Regions from separate parts of the Homo sapiens genome. Here region 2 is linked to region 1. The links are chromatin contacts, found by Hi-C or POLR2A ChIA-PET in ENCODE. All regions are on one chromosome and are shown on one strand. The core of a region is the stretch at or near the end of the contact, and the rest is flanking DNA. Distances in the headings are between cores, read along the strand shown.

Region 1 (5,389 bases), core at 2,807-5,306:
TGAATTTCAATCATTTGAGATTGTGGGGTGTGGTCCAATGCTGCTCTCAAAAAGATGTTGCCTTTCTTCAGAGAGCATTAATAACTAAAAAATCCCCTGGTCCAAATTTATTGTGTGTCTCTGAAGGCTTTAACTGAAGAAATGAAATGCACACTCATGGAACAAACTAGGCCTTTGTTGTGATAAAACAGCTTTAGCTATTTGGCTTGAGGACTCTGACTTCACTATAAAGGGCTGTGCTGAATCTGGGTAGAACAAGACAGGAGTGGAGGTAAAGGCCACATCATGATGGCTGAATGCCTCCTGGGTCACAGTGGTCCACTGGAATGGGTGTCTTCGTCAGTAGTAAGGTGGTAGGAATCATCTCGGGCAAAAATCCAGGTACCAGGTCTGTAGGCTGATGGAATAGCACAGGGAAGGTAGTCAGAAGGTCCAGGTGAACACTCAGCAATCAGGAGGCACAGGACTAGAAGGGGCAGGGACAAAACAGGTAAAATAACAAATGCATGGAATTACAAACACAGGACTCTAAGTGGGTCTGCTGTCAGCACATCGGCAGCCTGATGGCTGTTAATTCTTGATGAGCCTGGCTTAGGCAAAGACAAATGATAAATGAAAACAAACAACAGCAATCCAAAAAAGAAAACACAAAAGTCTGATTAACACTCTCGATTTGTGGGAACTGTCTCGCGAAGCAGCACACAGAAACTAAGCCTTATACTTTAGGAGAGTAATTTGATCGGATTCAGGGTACTGGGCATTTTTTGGTGAGGAGAGGAAGTGGCTCCACAAGTGCCATAAAAAGAACTGAGATTTTAAGTTTATATACCAACAATAAAACAAAGGAGACATTGCCCCTCTTCCTCTTCCAATGCCTTCCTCAAACTGTCTTATGACCTTCTCCTTTTAAAAAGCTGTCCTTTCATCTTAACAAGATTCCATCTTAAGTAGGAGAAAATAAGGTCTTGGTCCTTCTGTATGTAATACCCCATCATTCAACATATTGGTTTCTCCTTATGTCTGAGGGCTCCCTAGATCAAAATTTAGAATTAAAAAACATTAAAACATAAACATGATCCATATCTAGCGACTTTTCTCCTCATTAAGAGTAATGTAAGTTATCACATAGCAATTAAGAAAACACTTACTGAGTGGTTATTCTGATAGCCTGCTCTCTAAACTCCTCCTTCCTAATAAATGCATCTTGATATGTTGTGGTGTATGTGGGCAAAGATGCACTAAACAAGGACCCTGCTTTCAAGGAGTCTGCTATCTGCAAAGACAGTAAATGCAGGCAAGTAACTATTTTACAGGATTTTGTATACAGATAGAGGATACATAACGAAATGTCATAAAACTTTAAAGCTCTATTCTGGCTAGTTAGGAGACTCATGGAAAAGAGGGCATAAGAGTTGGATACTGAGAAAATGGCAGTTTTGACAGATGAAAAGCCACAGAGCAGCAGTTCCAAAGTAGAATGAGAGTATGAACAAAAGTGCAGAGATGGTAAAGGATAAGGCATTTTGGAAAATGGCAAGTACCATAATTCACTTTGGATGGAGCATCCTCAGTTTGCACTGAGGGTCTGGACAGAAACTCAGGTCTTCTAATTCCCAGTAACAGTGCTGGTGGTAGTGCTTGCTCAGTCGTTGTCTCTTTTCTCACAGCAAGGTCAACAGTCCCAAAATTCAAAAATAAAAAAAAATCTACCTCCAGTGTTCCTGCCGCATCGTGACAAGCTCTTTCGGGTTCCAGGTCCAGGTCTTGAAAATCTGGAAATCTGGAGTCCATGGCTGTGGCTACACTGAAAGTTATCTGCTCCAACTATTGCAGAACACTGTAGTGAAATCTTTTCAACCTCCAATCCTGGACATCTCATGTTTTGCCACAGAATTTCAAGCTTTGAGTTCCAGTTGTTTTTTTTCCCTCCTTTCTGCTGAGGAAAGCATCTTATCACCACAGTCTTAAGTCTTTTGAGGTACATCCGGATTTAATTACAAAAGAGCAAAAAGACCAACACTTTTTTTTCTCCAAGTCATTTCTCTGGAAGTGAGATTATCTGTCTCTGCCCTTTAGGAAAAGGGAATAGTCAATTGATTTTTTCAGACATTTGAATGAAATAGCATAACTGGCTAACATCTAATCAGACAAAATACACTTAAATGTGTTTGTGTTCACTTGCTTAGGGCTGTACCACTTGGTGAGCACCACTCCACAAAACGAAAATGTTTGAAATCCAATTGTTCAAACATTTTTATAGTGTTTGTTGGATAATGGCCTGAAATTTGATAAAAGCAGCTGACAACTAACAAAGAAGCAAAAACTGGCATCTTGGACATCCTAGTATTACACTTGCAAGCAATTAGAACACAAGGAGGGCCAAGGAAAAAGTTTAGCTTTGAATCACTTCCAAATCTACTGATTTTGAGGTTCCGCAGTAGTTCTAACAAAACTTTTCAGACAATGTTAACTTTCGATTAAGAAAGAAAAAAACCCCAAACATCTTCAGGAATTCCATGCCAGGTTCAGTCTCTTCCAGTGAGCCCGCTTGCTAAAAGTCCACGTGCACCATTAATTAGCTGGGCTGGCAGCACCATGTAAAAAGAAGCCTATTCACCACCAACCACACAGCCTAGACATGTAAAGTAGGATCAAGTAATGGATGACAACCATGGTCGTGGAATATGGTCAATGAGAGTCAGAAAAGTACAGGCACCAGTACAAGCAGCAGATAACAGAGTTGACGGGCCAAAGGATAAAATAGGCTTATTTAAATAGGATGCTACAGAACACATCCACTCCTAATTGTAGCTGCTTTACACTGGGTGCCATTGTACCATATGCATCAGCCACCCTTCAGGCACCCCATGGTGAAAGAAAAGGATTCAGAATAGAAGCCAAGCAGGGGACTGTTGTTAACCCCGAATATCCATTATGCATAGAAACAGCTCACATATCCCAGGGACTCAAACAGGGCTTCAAAATGGTTGTGAAGGGTCCCAAATGACATCTAGGCCTCAGTTTCCTCTCTGTAGCATGAAGAAATTGTGATTCTTAACTCTTCTGGGTCACAGCCCCCTTGGAAAACTTGCTAGCGATGGATCATCATTCCCCTAAAACGCACATTCCCACAAATTCCCATCATTCCCCCAAACCGCACATTCCCACAATTTCAGGAAGTTTGGGGATCCCCAACTCCAATCCAAGGTTCCCAGGTTCAAAACCCAAGGATTGGGGAACTGCTAAGTTTTCTTACAACTCAAAAAAAATTATAAACAATAACCATCCTTTACGTACACCCACGCTTTATAGTTTACAAAGCGATTTCAACCCCACACACATTGATAGGCAGAGGAGGAAACTGAGGCGCAGACAAATTACAGAGTGACTCGCCTAAGGTCACTCCGCCAACTGGTGGCTAGGCCCGGAAGAAAACCCAGCTCTTCCGACTCCGGAGCTCGTCTCCCCACCCCGGGGCTGCCGCCAGAGCTCCCGCCCCTCACTAAGGCGGCATAAGGAGGAAAAGGCAAAGTAGAAATCCCACAACCAACCATCCTCCGGCCCCCTCCTGCCCCCCCAACTGGGTCCTTGCAGGCCCCGAAGGGTGGCGCCAGGCCTCCAAGCCGGCCCCGGCCACCCCCGCCTCCCCGGCCGCTCCAAATCCCGCGGCCGCTGCCGCCGCCGCCTCCCCCGGAGCGGGGCGGAGCAGCTGCCCGCCGCCGCCGACCACCCGGACGACTCCTCGTCGAATCGCAAACGCATAGGCCGCCGCCCGAGTTCTGCGTACGAGAAGAAAGACGCGGCGCGAGCGCCAACGGCCACCGGGCGCGCGCCGCGGCGGCCGGGCCTGCGCCCCAAGAGCTGGATGCCAGAGCAGGAGAAAGAGCCGCCAACCGATCGCTCGATCGACCGCACGCCCGTTCCTTCGCCCTACCAGACCCGGGAGGGGGGGAGGGCGCGCCAGGGCTTCTTCGATTTAGGGGCCTGACTCCCCGGCGACGAGACAAGATGGCTCCTCCGGTCCGCACCGCAGCTACCGTCCCGGCTGCGTCGCTCGGCCCGCCCCCGGTACTGTTTCTTTAAATGGCGGAGAGGGTCAGGAAAGCAGGAAGAGAGGCGCACGCTGTCACGTGACAGGGGCGGGACCGGCCAACCAAGATCCGGTCACATGGGGACACGCAGCCCGCCAATCAGGAGGCTGTACATCAGGGCGGGGGCGGGAGGAGCTGCAGCTTTGTGATTGGCTGAATGCTCCGCGGAGGCCTCGGGGGCTTGGGGCGTCGGGGAGTGTGCGAGGTGGCCGGGGCTGTGTGCACTATCGGAGACAAAGCGGTGGCTGTGGTGTCTGTGACGGCGGCGGCAGAGCAGCTCTAAACGCCGAATTTCGTGTTGCTGAATCCTGTCACCATCTCAACTAGCGCGGCGCGCGGGCGGCGCGCGGGCGGCGGCGGAGGCAGCGGCGGCGGCGGCGGAGGCGGCAGCAGCACATGGTTCCAAGAGCGCTCTGCGGCTGTTGGGTTCCAATTCCGCGGGGAGGGACAAAGGCAGTTGTGAGATCCGGGTAGTGCCCGGTCAGGTGGTGCGCTCGCCACTGCCCTCGATCCGGTCCTTGGAAGCCGGGAGTAGCTCCTCTTCGTGGGGAGGCGGCCACGGGACCGAGGCCCGGGAAGGGCCTGGGAGGCTGAGGCTGTTGTCTGAGGGACGTGGGGGCGGGGCGCGGCCTGCCCGAGGTGCTGTGGGCGGGTCATTTGTGAGGTGTTTATGTGGGCCAAGTGTGAGGTAATCTGACCACCACCCTGAACTGGGTTTGGTCCGGCTTTGAAAAAAGAAATCGTGAGTGCCTAGGAGCTTTTTCACTTGGGAGGTGGTGAAGCTGCAACTTGCGCCATATAACACTCCGTCGACATCTTGGTCTCCGGTCTTGGGCCTGTTTAAGAATCCTGGCATCACGTGTGGCGAAGACATGGCTGATCAGTTTTCTGACAGAAGTGGGTAAATTTCCGCGTTGGTAAATTTCCTGACAGGAAATTTCGGGGAACCAAAAAAGGCTGGAAGAACATGAAGATGGAGCAGTCATAAACCACCCACTCAAGGACCATCTCCTTCAGGACCATCCACACGAGACTCAGATTGTCTGAATTGAGCTATCGCAACTTAATGCTAAAAGCTCCTTAAAGCTACAGATTTATGACATAGTTCCTTCCAAAATATTACATCATAAATCATTGAGAAGATTAAAAAAAAACACTTGAAGAAATTGTAGTTTTAAACATCTCTGCATATATTTTGGATAGCTACTAGGTTACTTTAACTGTCATTAAGGAGCACAGACTTACTGAAGCTTTACTGGACAGAATCCTGGGAAATCGATATCATTATAAGGTTATAT
Region 2 (5,389 bases), core at 1,102-3,601, 520 kb before region 1:
CTCTCTGAACACTTGCCCTTAGAATCCAGCCCTGATATTTCAAGGAAGCTCAGACACAGGGAGAGGCCATGTGTAAGTGTTCCAGGGACAGCTCTAATGGTCCCAGGTCCTAGCTGACAGCCACCATCAACCACCAGACATGTACGCTTTTACGGGACCCTCAGCCCCAGCCTTTGGGCTGCCCCCACTGGTGCTGAATGGATCAGAAACCAGCCGTCCCAGCAGGAACCAGCCCATTTTGCAGATTTGAGAGCAAAATATAATTGGAATTCTGGGGTGGTTTGTTACGTAACAGTAGGTAACCAGAAATCCATAATTTCCGGGTTTCTAGTATTTTCTTTTTCAAGAAAGCTCAGGTGTGGTGGCTCATGCCTGTAATCCCAGTGCTTTTGGAGGCTGAGGCAGGAGGATCACTTGAGGCCAGGAATTTGAGACCAGCCTGAGCAACATAGCAAGATCCCGTCTCTGCAAAAAATCGTTAAAAATTAGCCTGCTGTAGTGGCAGGAGCCTGTAGTCCCAGCTATTTGGGAGGCTGAGGCTGGAGCAGTGAGCTATGATTGTGCCATTGCTTTCCAGCCTGGATGACAGAGCAAGACTTCATCACCCCCAAAATAAAATAACCAGAGCAGTGTTTTTAATGTTATCTTTAATTCCCTCTGCAAGCCTAAAAAGTAGGTATACTGCGATCCCTTTCGGAAAAATGAGGAAAGGGAGATCCAGGTGGTGAAATGCCTGGCTCAGGTTTCACACTAATTGGCAGGGTCAGGATTTAGCAGCTTCAAAGAACGGGCCTTCTCCACTACTCCAGGGAGTCTCCAAGACACTAAAGGGGATTAGACCTGTTTCCCACAGCTTTAGGAAGAATTTGGATTCCAAAAACAGCTTGATTGTTAAAATAATAACATCTGTATTATCACCTGCAACGTGTCTCTGTATAGGCTTAAAAAGGCTCAGCAGCTTTATGGGTTATATATGGTTTTTTACCCACCTTATCCTGTTTAATCTTAACTGCCCCATGAGCAGGTTATATCATCTTCGCAATTTCACAGGTAAAACTAAGAATCAATAGACTAACTCTCCATAGCTTGTAGGAGGTGGCAGAGATGAGAATGCAAACTCAGGCCTGATGTGCAAGTGTTTCCCTCTGCCTCTTGCCTGTAAAAAAACAGTTTGTAAGAAACACACTTTATTCAGTAATACAAACGAAAAGTTTTCTGTTGCCAAGATTCACAAGAAGGGAGCTGAGTTAGTGGTCACTCACTGCCCAACACCCTAATTTCACAAGTGAAGTGAAGTTCCAACAAAGTAGGCCTCTTGGAAGAAATGTAGACGTTGCTGTCCTTTAACCAGGAAAATTGCGTTCTCGGGACTTCACGCCTATGTATCGCTTCACACCAACGCTGCGCAGTACCACAGGGCAGAAATGGGTGCTTGTGGTATTCCAGCACATAGGACTTCCTCCCCAGGATGCAGTTACCCACACTGCTCACATATTTGCATTTCTGTGGCCCCCTGTCAGCCTGAGTCTGCACTACGTGGTAAGCACTTGACATTCGCCGTCTCATTTCCCCAACTCCACTCGCACTTCCCCTTTCTGTGCAGGCTAAGGACAGATTCAGGTTACCGGAGGGAAACAACATTTCAATGAATTTGTTAGTCGCCTTTATCGCTATCAAAGCCAATCGTGACAAGTTTGTCTTTTAATGCAGCAACCAGTACTCGCGCATAAGCCTCATAGATTTACAGAGGCCATTTTAGAAACACGACCGAAACTTAGGTTAAGTCAGCTTTGCCTAAGATCACGCCACTCGCAAAACAGCTGAGGTTCGAACCCGCACTGGGAAGGCTCGGAAGACCCCAATCTCCTATCTCAAATTCCCACTGCCGAAGCCCCACGGTTCTCTGCCTATGCGAACCATGCAAATACAGCGGTCGTCGCGCCACAGGCCGTGCTAGCCGCCAGCCCAGCCCCATCTAGCCACCGCCTCCGGGAGAGTGGCGTGCCGCGAGTCGCGGGTCCCAAGTGCCGTCCGCTCTGCCCTGCAGCGCGCGTGGGAACGCGGCGGCGGTGGCCTCTGGGCTGCCCACGGCGACCGCCTGCGCGCACGGGAGCGGGTTTCCGCTATCCCCACCGTGGCCTCCTCCTCGCCGCCACCACCTTCCCACCCCCCGGCCCGCGCAGGGGCTGGCGTCCGGGAAGCGCGCGGCGATGCTTCTTTTTCGCCCGGCACCGCTGCAGCCACCTCACATCCGGGCGCGCGGCGGGGAAGGCGGCGCCGGGGCCAGGGTGCGTGGAGGGAGTTATTAAGGGGGAGGGGGCCGAAGAGGAGGGGCGGAGGGCCGGGCTGCAGTTACGGCGGCTGAAGAGAGACAGCCCAAGCCGGTCGGGGTGGGGGCGCGAGAGCGAAGGCTGCGGGGAGCGGCGCTGGGACCGGTGCGGGCAGCGGGGAGGGGAGCGGCGGCCGAGGCAAAGGGCCGCCGAGCGGCGGAGGCACCGAGTAAGGGTCGGCGGCGGTGGCGGCTGGGTCCGGGGCACCGCGCGCCCGGTGCTCCCGGGTGTAGAAGGGGCGCGGGCGCATTGCTCCCGGGGTCGCGTGCGTGAGCGCGGGCGCCGGGGCGCCCGCAGGGGGTGGGCAGGGGCGCGAGGCCCGCAAGGCGGCCGGCGGGTAGCCGGCGGGCTGGCTGGCGGGGACCGAGCCGCCGGGCCGGGGAGGACGGCTGCGGGCCTGCGCTAGCTCCAGCTTGAAGCGCCCGGGCCGGGAGATTCGGCCTCCCTCCTCCCTGCGGCCGGCCGCCCCTCAGTGAGTACGGTCTCCGCCCTTCCTCCGAAGGAGGCCGCTGGGCCCGGGCCTGCGTGAGGGGCTGCGGGTTGGGGTCGCGGCCCGGGGAAGCCAAGTTTCGGAGCTGAAGCCGGTGCTCGCCCTTTCCTTGCCATCGGCGCCCCTGACATGGCCACAGGTGCGGCTGGCCTGGCGAGGGGCGCTCGGGCCCCGTCCCCAGTCCCTGATCGCCGGATAACAAGGGGCAGCTGGCGCCGTCCATTGGCAAGTGACAGGCACTTTCCAACAGACTTCGCGGGTTCCCAGCCTAACCAGTCTTCTACCTGCCCCCACTCCGGGAAACTTCCCCACCAGTCTTGAAAGATCCCCATGGGTGGCAGCTACTAATCTTGGTTTCTCTTGTGTTAAAGCTGCTTAAAGGTTATATACCTTGAATTGGGCACCTTCTACTTTTTACCATGTTGATGCTTAGGATACTAGGAAAGAGAACTGAGTACCAATGATTCTATCTCCAAGTTCTAATTTATAGCATAATTTTGGGGTGGGGACTTGTTTTTAACACTAGCTGTTTTGAGAGATTAAAAAGTTTCAGCTTCTGAAGAAACAGCCAAGATTTCTGAAAACTTACTGTTCTCGGTGACAATTTTGTGCCGATTTATCTTCCAGGTGCAGAGCATTGTAGACCAAGGAGCCATGGATAGGAGAAGTATGGGTGAAACAGAAAGTGGAGATGCTTTCCTTGACCTGAAGAAGCCTCCTGCCTCCAAATGCCCCCATCGCTATACAAAAGTAAGGTTTGCCACTAATGAAATAGTGTTTCTTTTTAGGTGGCGAAGTTAGTAACATTGTATAACTATTTCATTCCTATTAAGTGGTAATCTCATTCTGACTCACTACATGGACTAAATATTAACTAAATTTAGTAGTGCATTACTTTGAACATTTTTCTGCAAGTGTAGATACCCAGCGTTTAAGCTGGAATTTGCTTTGAGAGGCTTTTAGGTGAAGGGAATGTAGGCTTAGATTTTTTTAAAATTGCGGATCAGTATACTTTGTAAGTTCTGTAACAGCTATGTAATTGGTACGTTTATTGATTTACATACTGTACTGTGAGGATTAAAGCCCTAGGATGCGTTACAAAGTTAGTGTCCTCTGTATTGATGTTTCCTTAAGAGGCAGACTCCCCATAGGAATGCTCTTGAGTGTGCTTTTCATGGGTAACTGGCTTTTCAATCCTGTTTTTTTATTTTCTATTACAAATTGGATATGGACTCAAAAAAGTAAGGCTTCAGTCATATTTCCCCTAGCTAAAAACTGGAGATGCTTAAACTGCTTGTCCAGATAACTGCTTTTGGGAGAGAGAGGAAGTCATATTTATTAAAGATCTTGCATCAGTACATGTCTTGTTGGCTACTGAATGTTTTTGAAGAGGTTGACAGGACTCAAATTGTAAATTCATTTCTGGGTCCCTGAAATGTGTCAGGCTGGATCCCATAAAACTTGCTCAACAGTGTTGAAGCAGTTGGGACCACTGATGACAAGAAGGGTTATATCCTAGTTGGGCACACATCCATATATTTCCTTAGTATGGATTTTTCTTTTTTTTTTTTTTTTTTTTGCACCCGACAGGGCGTCACTTTGTCGCCGAGGCTGGAATGCAGTGGTGCAATCATGGCTCACTGCAGCCTGGACCTCCCGGGCTCAAGCCATCCTCCCATCTCAGTCTCCTGAGTAGCTGGGACCACAGGCGTGCACCAGTACGCTCGGCTAATTTTTGTATTTTTTATAGAGATGGGAATTCGCCATGTTGCCCAGGCAAACTCCTGGGCTTAAGCAATCCGCCCACCTTGGCCTCCCAAAGTGTTGGGATTACAGGGGTGAGCCACTGTGCCAGGCCTCAGTCATTGACTCTGACATGGCTTATTGTCCCTGGCTTCCTGGGATACTGATTGGTTAATGCTTTAAAGCCAGCTCTTGTTTGTGTTCTGGTGCACTACTCTTACCTACTTGATAAAGTATCAAATACTGTCAGATTAATACTCATTTTCAGCACTGAAGGAAACTGAACTGCAGTAAGAGAAATGTTTTCAGGTGTAAAGTGTTCTTGGTTGATTGCTCTCTTAGGATGATCTGTTTTGGTATGACAGCATGTAAGTTGATAGAAAACTTTTTCCACATTCAGATTTGGTCTTCCCAAATATATTTTCTCTCAAACCTGAGAGTGTTTGAGTAGTGTTTCACAACTTAAATTCATTTCCTAAAATGCTGACAGGTGAATTCTGAATGGAGAAAAGCCATCAAATGAAGGGAAAAGAAAATCTTCCAGTACTTTTTTTTTTTTGAGATGGAGTTTTACTCTTGTTGCCCAGGCTGGAGTGCAATGGCACCACCTCTGCCTCCTAAGTTCAAGTGATTCTCCTGCCTCAGCCTCCTGAGTAGCTGGGATTACAGGCACGCGTCAACATGCCCAGCTGATTTTTTTTTTTTTTTTATAGTAGAGACGGGGTTTCTCCATGTTGGTCAGGCTAGTCTCGAACTCCCAACCTCAGGTGATCTGCCCGCCTTGGCCTCCCAAAGTGCTGGGATCACAGGCGTGAGCCACTGCGCC

The links. A loop is a pair of places that touch in the nucleus more often than their neighbours do. ChIA-PET counts read pairs that join two places held with the same protein, here RNA polymerase II (POLR2A). Pooled maps may share reads with other maps.
Region 2: a map of CD4-positive, alpha-beta T cell shows a loop between it and region 1 (4-fold over the local background). The contact joins the promoter of EIF4ENIF1 here to the promoter of TUG1 in region 1. A Hi-C loop is called at or near these places in 6 of 168 maps with a recorded cell type or tissue (CD4-positive, alpha-beta T cell, CD8-positive, alpha-beta T cell, naive thymus-derived CD4-positive, alpha-beta T cell and 2 more), 5 of 37 single-sample maps with no recorded cell type and 15 of 50 pooled maps. POLR2A ChIA-PET finds 5 or more read pairs at or near these places in 2 of 52 experiments (CD4-positive, alpha-beta T cell and activated CD4-positive, alpha-beta T cell).

The regions. Positions count from the first base shown.
Region 1 is chr22:30,967,932-30,973,320 of GRCh38, reverse strand. TUG1 (taurine up-regulated 1) reads right to left here and starts at 4,056. Exons shown (of 3, transcript NM_001396518.1): 1 at 1,542-4,056; 2 at 1-466. The coding sequence starts at 3,964. The coding sequence ends at 3,503. MORC2 (MORC family CW-type zinc finger 2) reads left to right here and starts at 4,547. Exons shown (of 26, transcript NM_001303256.3): 1 at 4,547-5,389. RefSeq lists a silencer at 3,536-3,785 and an enhancer at 3,816-4,145.
Region 2 is chr22:31,486,804-31,492,192 of GRCh38, reverse strand. EIF4ENIF1 (eukaryotic translation initiation factor 4E nuclear import factor 1) reads left to right here and starts at 2,351. Exons shown (of 19, transcript NM_019843.4): 1 at 2,351-2,499; 2 at 3,448-3,570. The coding sequence starts at 3,475. RefSeq lists enhancers at 1,337-1,396, 1,796-2,418, 2,419-3,042 and silencers at 1,947-2,596, 2,677-2,966.